Regions from separate parts of the Homo sapiens genome. Here region 2 is linked to region 1. The links are chromatin contacts, found by Hi-C or POLR2A ChIA-PET in ENCODE. All regions are on one chromosome and are shown on one strand. The core of a region is the stretch at or near the end of the contact, and the rest is flanking DNA. Distances in the headings are between cores, read along the strand shown.

Evidence for each region. A loop is a pair of places that touch in the nucleus more often than their neighbours do. ChIA-PET counts read pairs that join two places held with the same protein, here RNA polymerase II (POLR2A). Pooled maps may share reads with other maps.
Region 2: a pooled map shows a loop between it and region 1 (3-fold over the local background). The contact joins two enhancer-like sites. A Hi-C loop is called at or near these places in 1 of 168 maps with a recorded cell type or tissue (Right ventricle myocardium inferior), 1 of 37 single-sample maps with no recorded cell type and 5 of 50 pooled maps. POLR2A ChIA-PET finds 5 or more read pairs at or near these places in 4 of 52 experiments (HepG2, MCF 10A, OCI-LY7 and 1 more).

The regions. Positions count from the first base shown.
Region 1 is chr3:38,542,046-38,545,624 of GRCh38, forward strand. No RefSeq gene overlaps it. Among named protein-coding and RNA genes, the nearest start is that of EXOG, 47 kb to the left of the region's middle. RefSeq lists enhancers at 69-605, 622-3,208, 1,347-1,848. Within about 2 kb of position 1,671, at least 4 of the 41 ENCODE cell types and tissues checked have a DNase peak (open chromatin) inside an H3K27ac peak, as active enhancers do.
Region 2 is chr3:38,614,803-38,618,381 of GRCh38, forward strand. The region is part of intron 5 of SCN5A (sodium voltage-gated channel alpha subunit 5); the gene reads right to left. Among named protein-coding and RNA genes, the nearest start is that of SCN5A, 33 kb to the right of the region's middle. RefSeq lists an enhancer at 158-658. Within about 2 kb of position 1,514, at least 3 of the 41 ENCODE cell types and tissues checked have a DNase peak (open chromatin) inside an H3K27ac peak, as active enhancers do.

The sequences.
Region 1 (3,579 bases), core at 421-2,920:
TCTCCTGGGGCCTGTGGGTGAAGCTGAGACAGAGACCGAAGGGAGGGGCTGAGCCCTACCCCTGGCTCTGTGGCTCAGGGAATAGGCTGCACATACTGATTATTCCATTACCCTTTATTTATTGGCCTTATTGGCTTTTGTCATTTCCTTGTCTCCTGTCTGGAGTGACAGCTATAAATGTGATAGATTGATACAGGATACAGGAGCCCCAATTATCTCTCTTAAACCGGCTTCTCTTAAACAGGGAGGGCTCTCGGGCAAGCTGTCCCTGCCCTCTGCCTTCTTTGCCACAAGTCCTACAGTCTTCCTTACAGAAGTGGCCTGGTTCTGCCAGGGGGGGAGCGATGCCTGGGAGGATGAGTGGCAGACATGGGCCCCAAGGGGAGATGGCTCCCAGGACAAATACTGGAGGCAAGTTCGGCCCCCTGGCCAGTCGCACCAAGGATCCCAGTGCACACTCCCTGATGCTCTGCCTCACACAGAGGCCAGCACAGAGTGGGGCAGGCGGGAAGACAGGACATACTGCTGGCTGCTCAGCCCACATCCGGGGAAGGGGGCTCCACTCTGACCTTGCATGCCTTTCTGGAATCCGAGCCGGCCTGTCTGTCCACAGAGGCTGGGATGATGGGGCTTTTCTCTCCGGCAGCAGGTGCCTGGCAGCTGCCCGGGGATGCCAGCTCCGTGAGCTGGCATGGGAGGAAGTGCTTGTCAGGATGGTCATTACACGTGCTGGGCTCAGGCTGGCCTGGCCCCGACCCCTGCCACTCAGGCTGGCTTGGGATACCCACATGAGGATGGCGCTTCCTGAAGGGACCCTGGGGTCCCTCTGGGATGCCCTCGGATGGAGCTTGGCAACTGCCAGCCTTTAAGTATCATTTCTGAACTAAGTTCCTCACCCATCCTCTCTGCTTGACTCTTCTCTGGCCTGTCTGCCTACCTCTGTCCCTGGGAAAGTCCTGAGGGCCCTGGCCCAAGGAGGTTTGGGACAGGAAGCCTGACATTCATTCTCGGGATTTGAGGCATCTCCCTGTGCCCCTCCTCATCCTTGACAGACTGACTACAGCCTCTGTGCCTTGCATGTGCACAAGTGCATGGTGAATCCACACGTGTTTATCTGGCAAGAATTTCAAATGGTCCTGTGTCTGACCTCCTTCCAGAAAAACAGAGTGGAAGGTGGGACTGCTGGTGAGAAAAGGGGCAGGAAACTTGAGGGGACAAGAAGGGTTCAAACGGAGGAGCAGGTCCAGGGGAACTCAGCAGAGAGTGAATTGGCTGATCAATCAGTTTGTTTCTTCTGCAAACATTCCCAGCTCCTTATCTGTGCCAGGTGCTGGGGCAGGGGCTGAAGACTGTGTTATGAACAAACAGGTCTGGCCTGGCCTTGCACAGCCCTTAGACTCACAGGTGGGCTGCACAGTAAGTGTGCTTAGAGCAATGGTGGGGTGCAAAGGTACCGTGCCAGCACACACAGACTCTCAGAAGCAGCCAGGGGCAGGAGACGCTAGTTCCTGCTGTTCCTCTGAGCCCATCAGTGGCTGCCCTTTGGCATCTTTGCCACCACACCCTTGCCTCACTCTCAGTTGCTGTCCCCAGTTGCTGTCTCTGCCTGTAGGAGTGCCTGGGCTTCTGTCTCCCTGGCCCCTCCCAACCTCCTGGGCTTTGAGTCTCGTGGCCATCAGGGCTGATATCGGAGGAGCTCCTGGCACGGGGGTAGGGAAGCTGCCAACACTGCTGTGGCCCCCAGGGTGAGAGCTGACGTCTGTCCAGGAGCATCTCTCTCCCTGCCAAGGGCTGAGATCTCTGGGCTGCATGCTTTCCCGCTGACACAGGAGCCAGCATCCGTCACTCACAGGGCCACCCGCTGCCTGGACCCCAGCCTCACCCCAGAGTGACCCAGTGACAGCTGCAGCCTTGCTGCAAGCACAGGCCTCCTCTCCCTGCCTCAGCCACTTCCCAGGCTCACTCACTCCTTCCAGGTGAACCCACCCACATCCCAGGCCAGGTGAGGGCCCACCTCAGGCAGCCAGGGAAGACCCCACCCAAGGGGCCGAGAAGCGTGGGCTCCAAGCCTTGGTTTCAAGAACAATGCGGGAAGCTGCCCGCTGGCCCAGACCAAGGTGGTAGTTAGGATCCCTGGAGCTTGTGAGAAAGACCTGACTCCCCTCACAGCCTCACAGTGGGGTCCCAGCCTCCAGCTTCCCTCCTTTCCTCACACATAATAGTCATTGAGTTACCACCATGTGCCAGCCACTGAGCTAGTCCCGGGATGCAGTACTGAGTAAAGCAGACATAGACTCTGTTCTTGTGCTGCTTTTAAGTTTTTTTCACTGAGGTTCCTAGTAAGAAGTTTATTTTCTATCACTCACCAGGATACACACATGGGCACTCACCCACATTTTATATAGAGCTGAATCAACAGTTTCTCCAAACAACACTCACTCTTACCACATGGGATATACTGCTATTTTAAATTCTGATATTCTTTTTAAAAAAAAAAAAACAAAAAAAAACTGGACATAGTCTGCCATTTGAAAAGCTCTCGTGTGGCTGGGGAAAGATGATTAGCCCAGTGGTGAATGGACTATCCCTGCCCCGGTGTGGACCAAGGAACCAATATCAGAGGTTTCAGGGCACCGAACCACATGCCTCTCCTATGAAGTTGGTTTACAAGGGAAATAAATGGCGCCACCCACTTGGGCCCCTAGTCACATCAAGGATATAAAAAGGGGTCTGAGAGAGTGGAGGGCTGCGGGACCCTGGGAGTCAGTTTCTTCGGAGAGAGCTGCTGCTGTGCTGTTTCCAGGACCCCAGCCTTCCCTTGCAGGAGGTTCTGGCAAGGCTTGTGGCAGGCACATACCACCTTCTAACTCTGGGCAGGCCAAGGGGGCTTCCAGAACTTCTCAGAGAGCTTTAAGATGTTGGAGACACAGAGAACTGGGCCTCCAGGATCCAAGAAAGCTCAAGTGGATGAGCGAGTGTGATCTGACTCCCGCCCTGGGAACCCAGAGGAAGGGTTGCAGGCCAGCTGCACTGGGGGTGGCTGCAGAGGGCACTGCTGTCAGGGCATGACCCCACCCAGAGTAGGTGGGGCAAGTGCTCCAACTGTTTCTTATGGGCCAGAGGTGGGCAGGCGAAGAGAGAGCCAGTGTGCACCACTGTGACAGGGCCACCTGGAGGGACAAGGGGTCTTGCCAGGAAGGGCTAGGCTCATGGTTCCCATGGGCAAAGGAAGACATCATAAGGGGGTACCCAGAAGAGAGAGCCCACAAAAATGCCTTGTGTGAGAGCATCCCTAACCATCTGCCTGGCCTGGGGAGGAGAAGCCACCAGCCACCCTGTCTCTGACAAGTCATGGGATCGAATGCTCTCCTGGCCTGGCTGAGTCTGTGTTTATAACACAAACTGACTGATTAGGTAAAATAACCTAAGACTGAGCTGCAAAGCTACAGGATCTGCCCGGGTTTTCTCCAGGGCCAGGGAAGATGATCGCCACTGAATAAAGCTAAAGAGACAGGAAGGGACAGAGACAAAGGCTGGGTTATATTACATCAGGGATTGTGTTTGTTCACATAATGACTT
Region 2 (3,579 bases), core at 264-2,763, 73 kb after region 1:
AAGCAAGATGCCCTTCCTGGGGTCTGTCCTGCTTGGGTCCGAGTGAGGATCAGCAGGGCAAGTGGCTGTGGGCCCCCTCCTGGAACTTGGGCAGTTGCCCATCTGTGGCCTCCACAGGGACAGGAGTAAGAAGGTGGTCTCTGGGGGGCAGGGACCAAGCAGAGCATGAGGACATGCAGTATATGGGCCACATGACCACGAGGACCACAGACAGTGTGTGACCAAGGCCATCAGGACAGTGGCAAGTGACTTGTGACATTTAATCAAAGGCTTTGCATCCAGGGTGTGTGACATTTAACCGAAGGTGTCTGGTATTTAACAAAGGACATTGGACTTGGGATGTCTGATGTTTAACCAAGTGGGTCTGACGTAGGTGTCTGAGTGATGTCAGACAGAGGACGTCAGCCCTGTGGCTCTGGGTGAGTGCAAGGGTGGGCTGGCACTGTTGCCAGACTCACTCTGCTGGGCGGTCTGGACCTCCAGGCCCTTCCAGTCTGCTCCCAGCTTCCCAATTCCCCTTCAGGCTTTGAATATCTACAGGAAAGAACTTGGCCAGCTGAGTCAAGGGGCTTAATGCCCTGGGGTCCACAGGTCTGGCTCTAATTGACACTGGGCTGACACCAGCTTTCTCTATGTCCACTGGAGGAGCCCCTCCATCTTCACATGGCCCTATGCACCATGCTGATCTCTCCTTACTCGCAAAGCCCTACACAGATGGGACGTCAGCAGACACACTGCCAGAGCTTGCTTTCCTCTGATGACACCAGACCCTTTCTGTGGTGTGGCTTCCATTTCGTCTCCTGTATTCACTTCAGCATGTACATCTTTCTCCAGCGTGGCAGTCAGATGCAGTCCCATCATCTGCTGGGGAGCAGAGGTCACTGTGCTTGTTCTGGCTCATATACACCTGTTAATTTGATCCAAGTTCCCTCTCAACTTCTGAGAGCTATTCCATTCTCCACGACGGCTCAGACTCTCAGGGCTCTGTCCAACATTCTTCTCTCGGTCTCTCTCCAGACATGGTGCTGCCACAGGACTTTCTGGCTGAGCCTGGGATATTGCTGACCTTGCCATCCCATGGAAACATGGCTTTGGCCTGCTGGAGGCTCTGGGCCCCTTTTCTGGCTGCTGTTCTACCGGGTGTGGCTAAGGACAGCAGCTCCCCTTGCCTAGGATACTGGTTTCGCGGCTGTCTCTTCTAGTTACAGGGAGTGAGTGGAATACTGTGCAGGTTAGAGAGGGAACCAACCGTCCTTGCTTCAACAGTCCTTGCTTCCCTCCTGTCCCTTACAGACCCAGTCTGTCCCCTGGTGTCTCCATTGAAAACTCTGCCTATCTCTAGCTTATATTCTGCCTGTCTTTGCTTGTCCCAGGGTGGAACCTGCCCCCAGCACAGTGTCCCCAGCACAGACAGTGCTTGGCCTCCATTCATTGTCTGCCTTCTAGGCAGCTGGTGTCCCAAGGTGACAAGGACAGCTTAGTGACAGAATAAGGGAGGACCATATCTGTGCTCCTGGCAGGCTTGCAAAGCCAGCTGAGTGGCTGGAAATAGGAGTGCAGCTGGTGGCCGTGTGTCTGTCTGGGAGAGCAATCATGAGTTAGAGGAAGTCTTAAAAGAGGACTTACAGGGTAAGGGTGTGGAATGTCTGGGGCCATGTTGGTGACTTGGTGTGCTACTGCCTCTTTTATTCTACCCAGATCCCCACTGAGGCCTCTTTTGGGTCCTCTGAGTGTGGCAGGGCTGGAGGAATGCTTGGTATGACACAGGGCCAGTTGCAGAGGTGGCAAGTGTGGGGTCACGTGAGGGGTCAGAGCTTTGCCCCTCTCAGGCTGGCAAAACCCTCCTCCAGGCCAGTCTGCTCCTTCAGTGATGGCTAAGCTGCTGGCCAGAGGCAGACAGCTGGACAGCAGACAGGGGCAGAAAGAGCAAAGGGTGGTGGGTGAGAATCCTATCCCATCACCAGCCCCACTGCAGGGAAGCCTTCTTCCTGCCCCTCCCTTATCTTGAGATGGTGAAGCCCACGCCGTTAGTGACTGCAGGAATTGCCACCCTCCTCTCTGCCCTTCCTCCCTTCCCCTCCAGGTTTGGTTTCCATAACAACCCCAGAAGGTGGGAGGCTATGCTAACTAGCAGGTAATGCCCTTCTGTGAGTGGGGCCACAGGAAGAGCTCTGGCTGAGCCTGGCAGGCTTCCCAGCACCCTGCCCCAGACCCTCCCACAGCCTCTAAATCAGTGGGGTGGAGGATCACCCCAGCAGAAACATCAGACTCGGGGTGCCTCTCCCATCCATCCCATGGTTAGGAGTTGGGAGACTTGGTTTTAGTCTCAGCATTGCTTCTGATTCAGTCTATAACTTTGGGCAAGTGCTAGGTTCTCTGTGAGACTCACTTTCTCCATCTGTGTAATGGAGGTCAGATGGAGGATTCCACTGAATGGAATGTTTCCCTTCACTCAAATCTCCTTTGATCATCCTAGAGTCCCTTGTTACTGAACCATTGCATCTCTAAGAGAATGCATTTCAAAGCCAGAATCCCTGTCAATCAAAGCTGCCAGGCCAGGCCAGCCAAGGGCCCACAGCTGATGTGCCAATGGGTCACACAGCCCTACGGGAAGTGGATGTGCCATTTCTGTGAGATGCTTGGAAACGTGGAGAGTGTCTGAGCTTCTGAGGCCGAGTTCTGCCTTGTCAGCCTCGGCCCTGGCACACAGCAAAGGCAAGCAGGTTTCGGTGAGGAAGGCACACCTGCTTTGTGACTCCCAGTGAAAGAAGCGGTTTGGGAATGAAACCAGGATTCTCCCAGGAGACAGGGCAGGAGGACTTGTTAAGGGTCTGAGGTCGCTCAGAGCATCTCCCAGAGACACAGCCTGAGCCAAAGCTTGGCCCAGGGCAATGACTTTTCCTGGGATCTGGGGCTGCCTCTGTGGTGATACTGTCTTGCCCAGGCTCCAGGTTGGGGAGCTAGGAAAGGCTCAGGCAGACGGTGTATCCTCTCCTGCCCGAAGCCACCTTCCTTCCTGTGACACCCAGCCTCAGGACACTGCTGTGGATTACTGCTTCCCACCCACAGGGCACCCCACGGCCCAGCCTGGCAACCCTACTCCATTCCCAAGTCAGTGCAACCTCCTCGGCTCTGACATGAAAAGTTCTCCCTCTCTCTGAAACCTCAGATGTGCCTCCCCACTCTGTTCTCAGCTGATGATCAAGCTTCTTATTTCACTGAGAAAATAGAAGCAATCAGAAGAGAAATTCCTTTCATTTCATTATCAACTCTTATCAATCTACCTCCATCTCCACCTGAAATTCAGCCTTCCCCACTCTTCAGGTCGATGCTCCCCCTTGGCACTGCATTCCCACCCTCTTGGGCCAGCTCACGGGCTTTGCTCCTGCAATCCCCTTGCTCATCTACATCATCTAGCATTCTCTCTCTACTGGATCATTTTCACCAGCCTGCAAAGACACCCCCCTTCTTTAAAAGCCCTCCCTTGATTGACCCACATTCCGCACTGACCACTACACCATTTTCAGTCCCATTTTATAGCAAGCCCCGCAAAATAGATGTCTGTACTTGCCACACCTC